Regions from separate parts of the Homo sapiens genome. Here all the other regions are linked to region 1. The links are chromatin loops, found by intact Hi-C in ENCODE. Cell type or tissue: endothelial cell of umbilical vein. All regions are shown on one strand. Links, peaks and the distances in the headings refer to the core of each region. The heading gives the core; the rest is flanking DNA.

Region 1 (6,565 bases), core at 1,201-3,700:
TATGTATAAATTACTAAAATGGAAGACTGAAATATGACTAACATTGACATCAACAAGGCATTTGATCAAGAGTCTTGTAATATGATCAAGACAGAGAATATAGGTCAGATAACATTAAAGTTAGGGGAATTCTCTACATAATGAATGGTGACTCACAGAGATTTGGCACGCTATTGACATAGTCCTCATAGCTCTATTCTTTGATCTGTGTCTAATCAATCTTCATCTGTATCTAGTCAATCACTGTATAAAGGCATAAAAGACATGTTTTCTTAACGTACTGATGCTGGCTGGGAGAGGCATTAACAATGCAGGATAACAAAAAAGCAGGATGTAAAATTATTTCAATGATGGAAAGAGTGGGCAGAAACCTAGCAGAAGATCCCTTCTAAATCTAAATCCTAATTAAATACATGTGTCTTGTTGTTGCATTCACTTACGTAAATTGTCATAGTAACTACTTTTAGTCTTTTTACCATATATTTGATACCGACTTTAACCTGTCAATGATTTAACATGGAACTTTTTTCTTTACACCAGATATCATTATACTGATTTAAAAAATAAAAATACAACTACATTTACCTAGTAAATAAATACAGAGAATAGGCCATACTGGACATGTTCCGTCCATATTGAACAATCTCATTCTCCTGATCTTCCCACTTCTCAATTTCGCAGTCAGCGTCAGAGGTGAGCAAACCCAGCTTAAGTCCAAGCTTTGCTATCTTGGCTTGCTCCTATGAAACAGACGTTTTAATCACAACGACTTTATCACTATTCATGTTAAAGGAAGATTAGATGTAGGAATTGGTCTTACCTCAGAGTCAGGCTTGTCTGGCTTTAATGATTTCAGGTTTGCATTATTCTTCTGTGACAATAAAAAGATTAAGATTATCTTAAAAAGCAGTACATTAAACTGTAAGGAAATACAATAGTAATACAAAGCATAACAAAGTACTTGTAACAAAAGTTTAAAATATTCAGTATGTAATGACTGAATATTTTACCAATTGCAAGTACTCTACTAGTAAGTGAGTTCAGCTTTGAATAGGTTGTTAGTTTGAAATCTGGAGCCAGAGAAAGCAAGTCAGTGCCTTCCCTGCTCTGTGGCCTCTGTGCTTACAGCTGCTCTCCTCTTTTCACAAGGGCTTCCAGGGACTCAAGACAACTTCTGCAGTATTCCTGGAGTCCAATTATTATGTCCCCCAAACCTCCCTGGCTTCTCTGTTCAACAAGATTCTTATAATGCTTGAATTATTCTTATGAAATGATATATTAAAATTAGCCACTATATGTAGTTTTCTATACATTCCTTATGTTATGACTCCAGAATTCAATTCCTTTAACTAATTTGCTCTTGGAAGGCTAAATTTCAACTCTCTAGCTTCATAGATATCACAACTGCTAATCTCATATCCCAAGTTATAAAGAGATTATACTTAGGATTCTGAATTTAATATGTGAACCAATGTTCAATGGTTCCCTATTTTTGAAAGAGAAAGTTTGTTTTCATGTAAACTATCTGGAACTCAGAGTGTATTTTCCCTAGAAGGGGAGAAAATATTCCATCCTAGTTAGACCAGGCTAGTCCACTGATGCCTGTATACTTGAAGAATAGAGTACCAGGACAAATCACACCACCACCAATAGCAACATTTCTTTGAAAAATATATTCCGAAGTTCTCTGGAGATGATAGCCCACAGAGGGGATTCCTCCAACTCTGAGATCTGGTGAAAGCTCCCATGGTAGAGGCAGGAGTCCCAGAACAGCTAGGGTTTGTAGAGAAAAGGGGGCCAACTTTTTACAATGGAAACATATATTTAAGTCATACACACTCACAAACACACATTGGGTATGGATTCACATACCTGCACACACAGTATAAATTACAATAAAACAAAACACTCATGTGTACACTTAGCTTAGGAAGGAAAATCATCACTAATACTTTAAGGAAAAAGATCTTCTCATACATATATTTTTATTTCCCTTATTACCATGACTTTTTACTTCTGACCAACTATTCTGTCACCAGTTTCACCACAGAACAAAACAGCCTCGTGGAGTTTAGATCTGCTCATGGAACATAGCCCTTTTGAGATTTTCTAATGATGTTTACTATTAAAGAAACAGGTGAAGTTGAAGGACAGAAAATAAAAATAAAGGAACTCTTGTTACACACACATGCACACACACAGAGAGAAAGAGACAAAGACAGAGAGAGAGAGAATAAACAAATATGACCAATGATCTCTCTGGCTCCTCCTTGAATGGTCACATCATCTTTATCTCCATCCTTGGTCTAGTTGACTATAAGGCAACTGATAAAACATTTAAGAAAGTAAGGAACACCCTCAAGGTTTTTAGGTTTAGTTTTATTCAGAATTTTATACTTTATATTATTCTTTTAAATATAGTTGCATTTTCATGATTTTTATTTTTACTTTTACTAATGATGATGATTATTAAAGTTTAATGACGACTGAAATGGAATTGCCTGAAAAGGTAAATAAACCATCTTAATAATGTAACCAAGCTTGCCATCTAGTGGACACTATTTTGGAATGCAGTCAGATTCATTCGTTTCAGTTATATAAAGCTAAAAGACGTCAGTCCCCTAAATATAAATAGCACCAGACTCCAACTTCACTTCCTAAAAGAGAGAACTATAATTTTCTAGGAATATAATTAGCTATGCTATCCCTCAACTAAGAAAATGGTTCATGACTCTGAAATGATTTGTTACTAAAGATAAAAAATACTATTCAGTTGAATAAAATCTTTGTTCCATTCAACCTGTTAAAAGCTTTGTGATGCCTTTTCTAATTCTCAAAAAATTATTTTGTAGTAGCCCTAAATTATAGCACTTACAAAAACAGTGAGTCTATCCTTACTTGCTTAAACCCAGTAGGATATTAGCTATAAAACCATCTGTTAGGGTTATCTTAAAATAACAAAAATAGACAAATTGCTATTTGTACTTTCAAACTGTTCTGACAATAGCTTAAGGCACAAAAACTGTTTTTTTTAAGTCACAGAATTAATTTGCAGTATCATGATCGCTTTTACACCAGCTACATTCAGTTCCTAATGTTGTATTTCAGTATTAAATGCCAGTCCCTTTTCAAAAAGTACACTAATTAAGTTTGGACCATTTTTTGATTTGGGGATTTGATTTATCATTTGTTCTTCCCCTACACCATCAAGCATTCCCACTATCATTTCTAAAATTCCAGACTTAAGACTTTAATATCTCTCTTCATTGCAAGTTCTCTCTTCTGATACTCACCATCTGTTGTTCTTCACCACACTGTTACTATTGATAATCATCAGTAATTTTATTTTTTTTTTTTTTGAGACAGTCTTACTCTGTTGGCCAGGCTGGAGTGCAGTGGCACGATCTTGGCTCACTGCAACCTCCATCTCCCAGGCTCAAGCAATTCTCCTGACTCACCCTCCCGAGTAGCTGGGATTACAGGCCTCTGCCACCACGCCTGGCTAATTTTTTTTGTTGTTGTTGTTTTGTTTTTGTATTTTTAGTAGAGACACGGTTTCACCATGTTGGCCAGGCTGGTCTCAAACTCTTGACCTCAGGTAATCCACCCACCTCGGCCTCCCAAAGTGCTGGGATTACAGGCATAAGACACCGTGCCCAGCCCACAATTTCCAATATTTTTGTCCCCCAAAAGGGATCTTGGGACCACTACTTGGTTAATATACCACTCTGTATCTCTTTCCCATAAGTATGACATGTGACATGTTTTCATCTAGGTAGAAAGCATATGAAAGTCCTTAGTTTGCTGAAAGTGATTCCAACATGACTTCTCAAAGTAGATCCAAGATTGGAAGAACAAAACAACTTCTGACTTCAGATATGGCTTATTTATTTATTTTTATGATGCTATTACTGGGATATGGCTTTTTATTAATCACAAATTATGTTACCTATTCTCTCAAACCCCCAAACCTAAAACAAATATTCAGAGTGTAAGCCACAACTAGATTGCTACCCAGAATAACAACTCTGAAGTCAACATTAATATCCTAACTTTTTTCTGTCATGTCAATTATTTGTGGTAGAGGGGAGCAGCAACAGGCAACAAGAGCATAATTTGAATTCTGAATAAAAACATTCTGCAATGTACATAATTCTTCTACTTACCATTGGCTTTGGAAGTGAAAGGTAGCCATACTTCTCTCCTACAAATAACACATATAACTTAAAAAATTTTTTCTATTAATATATTTTTCTATTATTCATAGTTAACTTTTAAAGTATTAATTAAACAAACAGGAATGTTAGTACATTAGTTTTGATAACAGTCTATTCATTACATAAAATTCAGAAATAAAATTGTAATTTGGCTGGTGAACATGAAGACTTTCAACAGCTGCATGTCTAAGGTACCTATGCTGGTCAATCTCCACCTCTCCCAACATTAAGGGAGAAAGGCAAATGTCCCACTGACATTTACTGCCACTTGCAATCAGCTTCATTCACAGAGTGCTCCTTTTACAGCAGTTTGCCTCTAATGAAACCTGATTCCTCTTTTATCAGTACCAGTATCAGCGCTTCTTCCATTTCTGCAAGTACCAGACCAAATAATTTACAACTAACCTCATAATGTATTCTCTCAGTCAGGGAAGAAGAAAACCCTCTGTACAAGATAGGAAGATGAAATAAAGCAAATAACAGGAGGTTTTTTGACTGTGAATTGACACGTCACATGAAGCATGATAACGAGGAAAGGAAGGAGACGGGCAATGCCCACATCATCCCTGCCCCATCTATCATCTTTACAACTTCCAGGTCATGTATACAGTCAGATTACAATGAATAATAGACTTTTTATAAATGCTGGTTTGTGACATCTGAGGTAAAAATTCAAGACCTAAGCAGTAATTGCTTCTTGAAGAAAAATTTCTTCTTCAAGGAAAACAAGTATATTCAGCTATAATAGAATAGTTTGAACCATATGAAATTGCTGGTATTCAACCATTTTGAAATTTCATATGGTCCAAACTAATAAAAGTAAACATAATATAAGAGCACTAAATCATACCTTTTCTCATAGAATGACTATTACAGGAAATGGGCAAACCTGTTTGTCTCAGAATGGCTTATACAAATATTTAAAATTTCATCTAGAACTGTACTATTAAATATGAAACCTACTAGCCACATGTGACTACTTAGCACTTGAAATGTGGCTAGTCTGTACTGAGATGTGTACATCTAGTCTGTACTGAGATGTGCTAGTCTGTACTGAGATGTGTAAGTGTATTAAACACTTACAAGTGTTTAATACATAACAGATTTTGAAGATGTAGTACAAAGGGAGAAAAAATATATAAAATATATTAATTTAAAATATTGATTATATACTAAAATATTGATTATATGTTTACATGGTATTTTGGATATTTGGGTTAAAAATTATTAAAACAAATTTCATGTTTCTTTTTAATTTTTCTTGTGCCTGTTAGAATTTTTTTTTTTTTTTTTTTTGAGACAGGGTCTTGCTCTGTCACCCAGGCTGGAGTGTAGTGGTGGAGATCACAGGCTTACTGCAGCCTCAACCTCCTGGGCTCCGGTGGTCCTCCCACCTTCCACCTCCTGAGTAGCTGGGACCACAGGCATGTGACACCAGCTAATTTATTTGTATTTTTTTTAAGAGATGAGGTCTCACTGTGTTGCCCAGGATGGTCTCAAACTCCTTGGGCTCAAGTGATCTTCCCGCCTTGGCCTGCCAAAGTGCTGAAATTACAGGCATGAGCCACTGTGCCTAGCCTAGGAAATTTCAAATTATATATGTGTGTCACGTTCTGTTTCTCTTGGACAGTGCTGATCTAGAAGAAGAACTGTTACTAAGAGTGAGTTAATGGTACTTGGGAATAGCTTTATGATTCAAATCATTTCCTTGTAATGTCAAAATTGTAAGGGAATTTTATTAATTAATGGCTTTCTGATTTCAGAATGGTGAGGGGAAAAAACTTAAAAAGGAAGAGGCTATTTTCATGCCTTGGCTCTAAGCTCTGATGTGAAAAGTGCTCGATTTAGTTGCAATATTAACAGAAGATAGTCTTCCGGTCACTCAGAATTTCAAAATTCACCATCTATCTTAATTCAAAGTCTGAATCCTGTCCATAATATCCTTTAAAAAGTGCTCTTAGCATATTATAAAGGGCACATTAAACAGAAGTAGGAACCCGGGCATGGTGGCTCATGCCTGTAATCTTGGCACTTTGGGAGGCTAAGGCAAGTGGATCACCCAAGGTCAGGAATTCAAGACCAGCCTGGCCAAAATGGTGACACCCCATCTCTACTAAAAATACAAAAATTAGCCAGGCGTAGTGGTGCATGCCTGTAGTCTGTTCTTTTTTCTGTTTTTTGTTTTGTTTTGTTTCAGCCTGGGTGATAGAGCAAGACTGTCTCAAAAAAAAAAAAAAAAAAAAACAAAGTGGGAAAGTACTAAAAATAAATAAATAATAAAGAAAAAAGAATTTTGAATTTTGAAAGGGCACTATCATTACTTAAATGTCATCAGCTACAGGAGTAAT
Region 2 (2,500 bases), core at 1-2,500, 65 kb before region 1:
TTGAAAAAGTGGGATAATAGGGTCTGTTGTTTTAAGCTGCCAGCTTTTAAGGTAAGTTGTTACGTAGCAATAGATAATACATCTAGTGTCACAGTAATACACCCAGTGTTGGTGAGTATAGGAGTCACTGAAGCACTCTCACATATCACTGAGGGGAATGCAAAATGATACGGCCACTGCAGATTAGTTCTGCAGCTTCCTAAAAAGTTAAACATCCACTTACCACGGGATGTGGCATTCCTACTCCTGTCCCCATAAAGACCTGCACTAGAATGTTCATGGCTGCGTTATTCATAATAACCCCAAACTGAAAACAATCCAAATGTACATCAACTGGTAAATCAACAAATTCTGACATATACATATAATGGGATACTATTCAGCAATACAAAGGAATAAACTACAACATGGATGCATCTCCAATGCACTATGTGAGTGAAAGGAGCCAGATTAAAAAGACTACATACCATATGGTTCTGTTTATATGAAATTCTAGATAATGTGAAACTTTACTGACTGATCAGTTTGCCAAAGGCTGGCAGTGGAGGGAGAAGGCTGACTGCAAAAGGGGAAGTAGGGAACTTTTGGGGGTGTTAGAAATGTTCTAGATCATGAGTGCAATGGTGGTTACACAGCTACAAACATATGTCCAAATGTACTGAATTCTTCATCTAAAATTGGTGAATTAGCTTTATTATATGTAAATTATACAACTGTACAACACATAATTTTATTGTATGTAAATTACACAAAATAATTTTATGCATTAATCTTCCTTTACAAAGAAAAAAAGATAATGACATCTTATCCATTTAATTAACCCTCGATGTGGTATATCTTTCCAACCCAACCTATCTACCCTTTTAGGTATGTTTCATTCACTGGTATTTTCAATTCAATCACCCAACAAATATTCTCTCCAGGATCTAATTATATAAAATTTTAGTTATCGTCTTTCACTTACTGTTATTACACAAGAGACAATTAAATATTTTTAAAGCACAATTAAGTTACATAAATGTGCTATCAGTAACAACTGTAAAAAACACTCTCTCATCAAAGGTCAAAACTCTACAAGGCAATAATCCCTGGTGTCAACTGTGCACCTGTGTACTGTTAGTCTGTGGCCAGTGTTACTGCAGTTTTATTATTTTCATAATAAATCCTATAATACTACCAAATGCTCATATGGGTACTTATCCTTATAATCTGCTGTACCTCCAGGTCCCTGAGGTAAAAGAGACATTTCCAATAGGGAGAATGAGAGTAAAAGCCAAGAGTATGTAGCCTTCAATGATCCTGTTTTATAATGGTCCTTTCTCATTGTTTCTACTTTGGCAAACTCAATTTTAAAAAGCACAGCTACCTTGAGATGTAATTAAGTACTTTCTACCAAGGTCAAACCAGTGGTATGTTAAAGTAGAGCACCTTCATATTCTACCTCACCAAACTTAGAGATGTACTAAATTTAGATTTCCAAGTCAAGCCAGCAAGATAAGACCTCTGGGGCAAACACTATCTCTGGACTTAACAATTATGCACAGTTCCTTTAACTTTCATGATCACTAAGATACAATTGAGAAGACCTTTCTTGCTGACTGGGGGGTTTAGAAGGGAGGAATTGAGTTTACCTGGGCACACTCTTCCAAAACCATGGCCGCATCAATGTGCTTCCTCTGCTCAACCAGCTTTCCTGTAGAGACAATAAGCAGCAGTTGACTACAAAGTTAAACAGATACTTTAGCTCAAGTGCTTCTTTAATATGTCTTTATTATGTATGAAACTATGTACTTTCTGAATTTCTGTGAGGGAATAGGTATATACACCACAGAGTCCTATCTTAAATGGCAGCTAGAATCTAAATTTAGCACAGGAATTGAAAATCATATACAGCCAAAATTAGCCTTGAAAGATGCTTCCAAAGCATGTATATGGGAAAATGACCTGGTATCTCTCACTAAACCACTTCGTCCCTTAACAGTAAGAGACCACTATTTCTTTGGTTGAGCACTAGATGGAGGTAGCTGACTTATGTTTGAGTCATGCAGTGTCTTTAGATCCTAGAATCACTCTCAGCCCAATTGAGATAAACCACAATGAGAGGCACAGAGAACCCAAGGCTTTCGAAGGAGCTGGTAGATTCCGGTCTCTCATTGCATGCTCACTCCAGTGCATATATCACTAAAAAAAGTAGGTAAAATCACCTCCACTATTTAAATAGTTACCTTTCTTTTGCTCTCTTGTGTAAACTGCCTACGTTAAATGTACACACAGAGTGACTCCAGTGTGTAACATTTCTCAAACATCTTTGACCACTGCCCTCCCCACCTACTTTTGCTAAACATCTGAGAAAAACTAGAAATACTCCCTCATAAGACATGGGAAATAGCAAGCTAAGAGCTGTAAAGAATAGAAGAGATCCAAGAACAGAGATAGAAGGTATAAACAACCAATATCATAAATTTCTAAAGCAGAAAGGAACAATGGAGACCGAACGAAT
Region 3 (2,500 bases), core at 1-2,500, 100 kb before region 1:
CGTATTGCTATCAGCATTTTGGGCAAAGCCACTTAACAAGTCTCTAGGAAGTCCCAAACTTTCCCACATTTTCCTGTCTTCTTCTGAGCCCTCCAAACTGTTCCAATCTCTGCCTGTTACCGAGTTCTGAAGTTGCTTCCACATTTTTGGGTATCTTTTCAGCAATTTACTGTATTAGTCCGTTTTCATGCTGCTGATAAAGACATATCTGAGACTGGACAATTTACATAGGAAAGAGGTTTAACTGGACTTAGAGTTCCACGTGGCTGGGATTACAGGCGTGAGCCACTGTGCCTGGGCTATAAAGTTAATTTCTTAGAAAGACCTTGGGGCCAGGCGCAGTGGCCCATGCCTGTAACCCCAGAAATTTTGGAGGCCAAGGCGGGCAGATCACCTGAGGTCAGGAGTTCAAGACCAGCCTGGCCAACATGGTGAAACCCCATCTCTTCTAAAAATACAAAAATTAGCTGGGCATGGTGGGTGCCTGTAATCCCAGCTACTCAGGAGGCTGAGGCAGGAGAATTGCTTGAACCAGGGAGGCGGAGGTTGTATGAGCTGAGACTGCACCATCACACTCCATCCTGGGCGACAAGAGCGAAACTCCATCTCAAAAGAAAAAAAAAAGAGAAAAGAAAAAGAAAAAGACCTTGGGCAAATAACTCTTACAGCAAACTTAGTAACAAACATTTGAGGGAGAGAGATCAGACTGCCTGGACAGTGAGGAAAACAAGCCTCTTGCCATGTGGAAGTGGTAGGACTTCACCACTTGATGTCACTCTAATGCTTATGTCTCTGGAAGGTTCCAGCAAGACAAATCTCTTCTTTGCTAAAAGATTGGCATTTTTAACTTTGAAACCTCAGGATAATGACTATGAAATTACATCAAATTTGTTGTACATGATTTGAAAGCAATTTTTATATGTAAATTTTTCTTCTTGGAAAAGAGATTGATAATTTTCAGAAAAGTAGGAGACAAGGGCAAAAAGGCATTGTGGAATCTCAAAACTTCGATTTAGCACAAGACTTTGGTTTACCAGATGGGTGACCTTGCACAAGACTCCTAACCTTTCCAAGCCTCAGTGTCCTCACCTGTAAAATGGGGGGAAATACTGTAATGTCCACCTCACAGACTGGGAATAAATGAGTTCATTTGGCATGTACTAAGCACCAACTCTGTGCCATGCTCTGCACCAGACTCTGAGAAAACTAAAATGAGGGAAGCACAGTTCCTGCCCTCAAGAAGCTCTGAGTCTAGCCTTAGGGACAAATATCTAAGAAGTGAATATATAAGATAGCAGTCAACAGACACTCTTTGGTCTCTGCCTTCAGTGTAGTATGTTATCTGATATCCTCTGGTACCTTGATAAAAATTATTCTTATGTAGTTTCTTCGTAAGGAAAAAATGAATTGTTGGTCTTAATATTTCAATTAAAAGAGGCCTCTCCAACCCCAGTCTCTTCTCCATGCAAACCTGCTCCAGAGGAATGCTGTTGTTGAGAAGGAAATTGACGCAGCTAGAATGCTCTCAGTTGCAAGTAACAGACACACAACCCTAAGGCACATGAATGATGAAGTTGAATGCATGGCTCACAGAACTGAAATACCTGGGAGTGGGTTCAAACTCTAGGCATGGTTTGATTCAGAGGTTCACTTCGTCCCCAGGGCACCAGCTTTGTTTCTCTGAGCTCCACAATCCTTGGTGGGTCAGCTTCAAGCTGGCTTCTTTCCTAGTCATAAATGCCACAGCAGTGCTAGGACACACCCCTCAACTTCACATCAAGCTTCCAAGCAAAAAGCGTAGGATTCACTCTCCAGGACTCACTCTACTGAGATCGCATGTTCACCCAGAACCAATCATTATGGCCAAGGAGATGGATGCTCCGACTGGCTGAGCCTAAATCACATGCTCTGCCCTCGGTGCTGGAAGGGAAGTCAGTCCTGGGCCACGTCCGATGCCCATGCAGAAACCAGGAGTTGTGGAAAGTGATAACAGGAAAGTTGGAGGCATCAACTATTCTACCTCGGGAATATGAGCTAGTCCCAAGTGTGATTCCTGGTCTGGAGAAGGGACAAGGGGGTGCAGGTGAGGCTCCTTGTCTGTTCTTCACATGCTTCCCTCCTCCTTTTTCTATACCAGCACCACTTTTAGAGAGAGAATTCAACTTCTTTCTTCCTAAGAAACATACCTGTAGAGGCAGCCAGTGTTCTTACCCCTCTCTCTACCTGTGAGCATGGAAAGCCACAATTCTTCAGATAGAGACCACGGGCACCACCCCTCCTCAGCCCGTTCCCACTCTCACATGCTTCACTGCTATGTCTTTCCTGTCTGGCATTTCCAAGTTGCAAATTCCTGCCCATTCTGCAGGACAGGAAATTCCTACCCTTGCTTCTTTCCTTGGTTCCCACCTCCACTCTCTTTCTTCCAGAATCAGGTAGAAATCTCTAGTCCCTGTAGTTCCCCTACCATTCTCTTTATTTGCACTGAGCTTATGCATTTATA

What was found. A loop is a pair of places that touch in the nucleus more often than their neighbours do. Peaks named below come from ENCODE experiments on the same cell type or tissue, not always from the same donor. Only the 100,000 strongest peaks of a DNase experiment are listed, where the experiment ranks them.
Region 2: it touches region 1 in a loop (5-fold over the local background); 9 of 110 quality-filtered maps call a loop at or near these places.
Region 3: it touches region 1 in a loop (8-fold over the local background); 9 of 110 quality-filtered maps call a loop at or near these places.

Annotation. Positions count from the first base shown.
Region 1 is chr9:108,951,624-108,958,188 of GRCh38, forward strand. CTNNAL1 (catenin alpha like 1) reads right to left here. Exons shown (of 19, transcript NM_003798.4): 12 at 4,167-4,204; 13 at 821-871; 14 at 586-740. Among named protein-coding and RNA genes, the nearest start is that of ABITRAM, 21 kb to the left of the region's middle. RefSeq lists an enhancer at 53-1,252. In endothelial cell of umbilical vein, for the core only: no CTCF peak of the experiment used is centred there; a DNase peak (open chromatin) is centred at 2,568.
Region 2 is chr9:108,887,701-108,890,200 of GRCh38, forward strand. It overlaps ELP1 (elongator acetyltransferase complex subunit 1), which reads right to left. Exons shown (of 37, transcript NM_003640.5): 29 at 1,632-1,693. Among named protein-coding and RNA genes, the nearest start is that of ACTL7A, 27 kb to the left of the region's middle. In endothelial cell of umbilical vein, for the core only: no CTCF peak of the experiment used is centred there; no DNase peak of the experiment used is centred there.
Region 3 is chr9:108,849,718-108,852,217 of GRCh38, forward strand. No RefSeq gene overlaps it. Among named protein-coding and RNA genes, the nearest start is that of ACTL7B, 5.0 kb to the right of the region's middle. In endothelial cell of umbilical vein, for the core only: no CTCF peak of the experiment used is centred there; no DNase peak of the experiment used is centred there; H3K27me3 peaks cover 192 bases.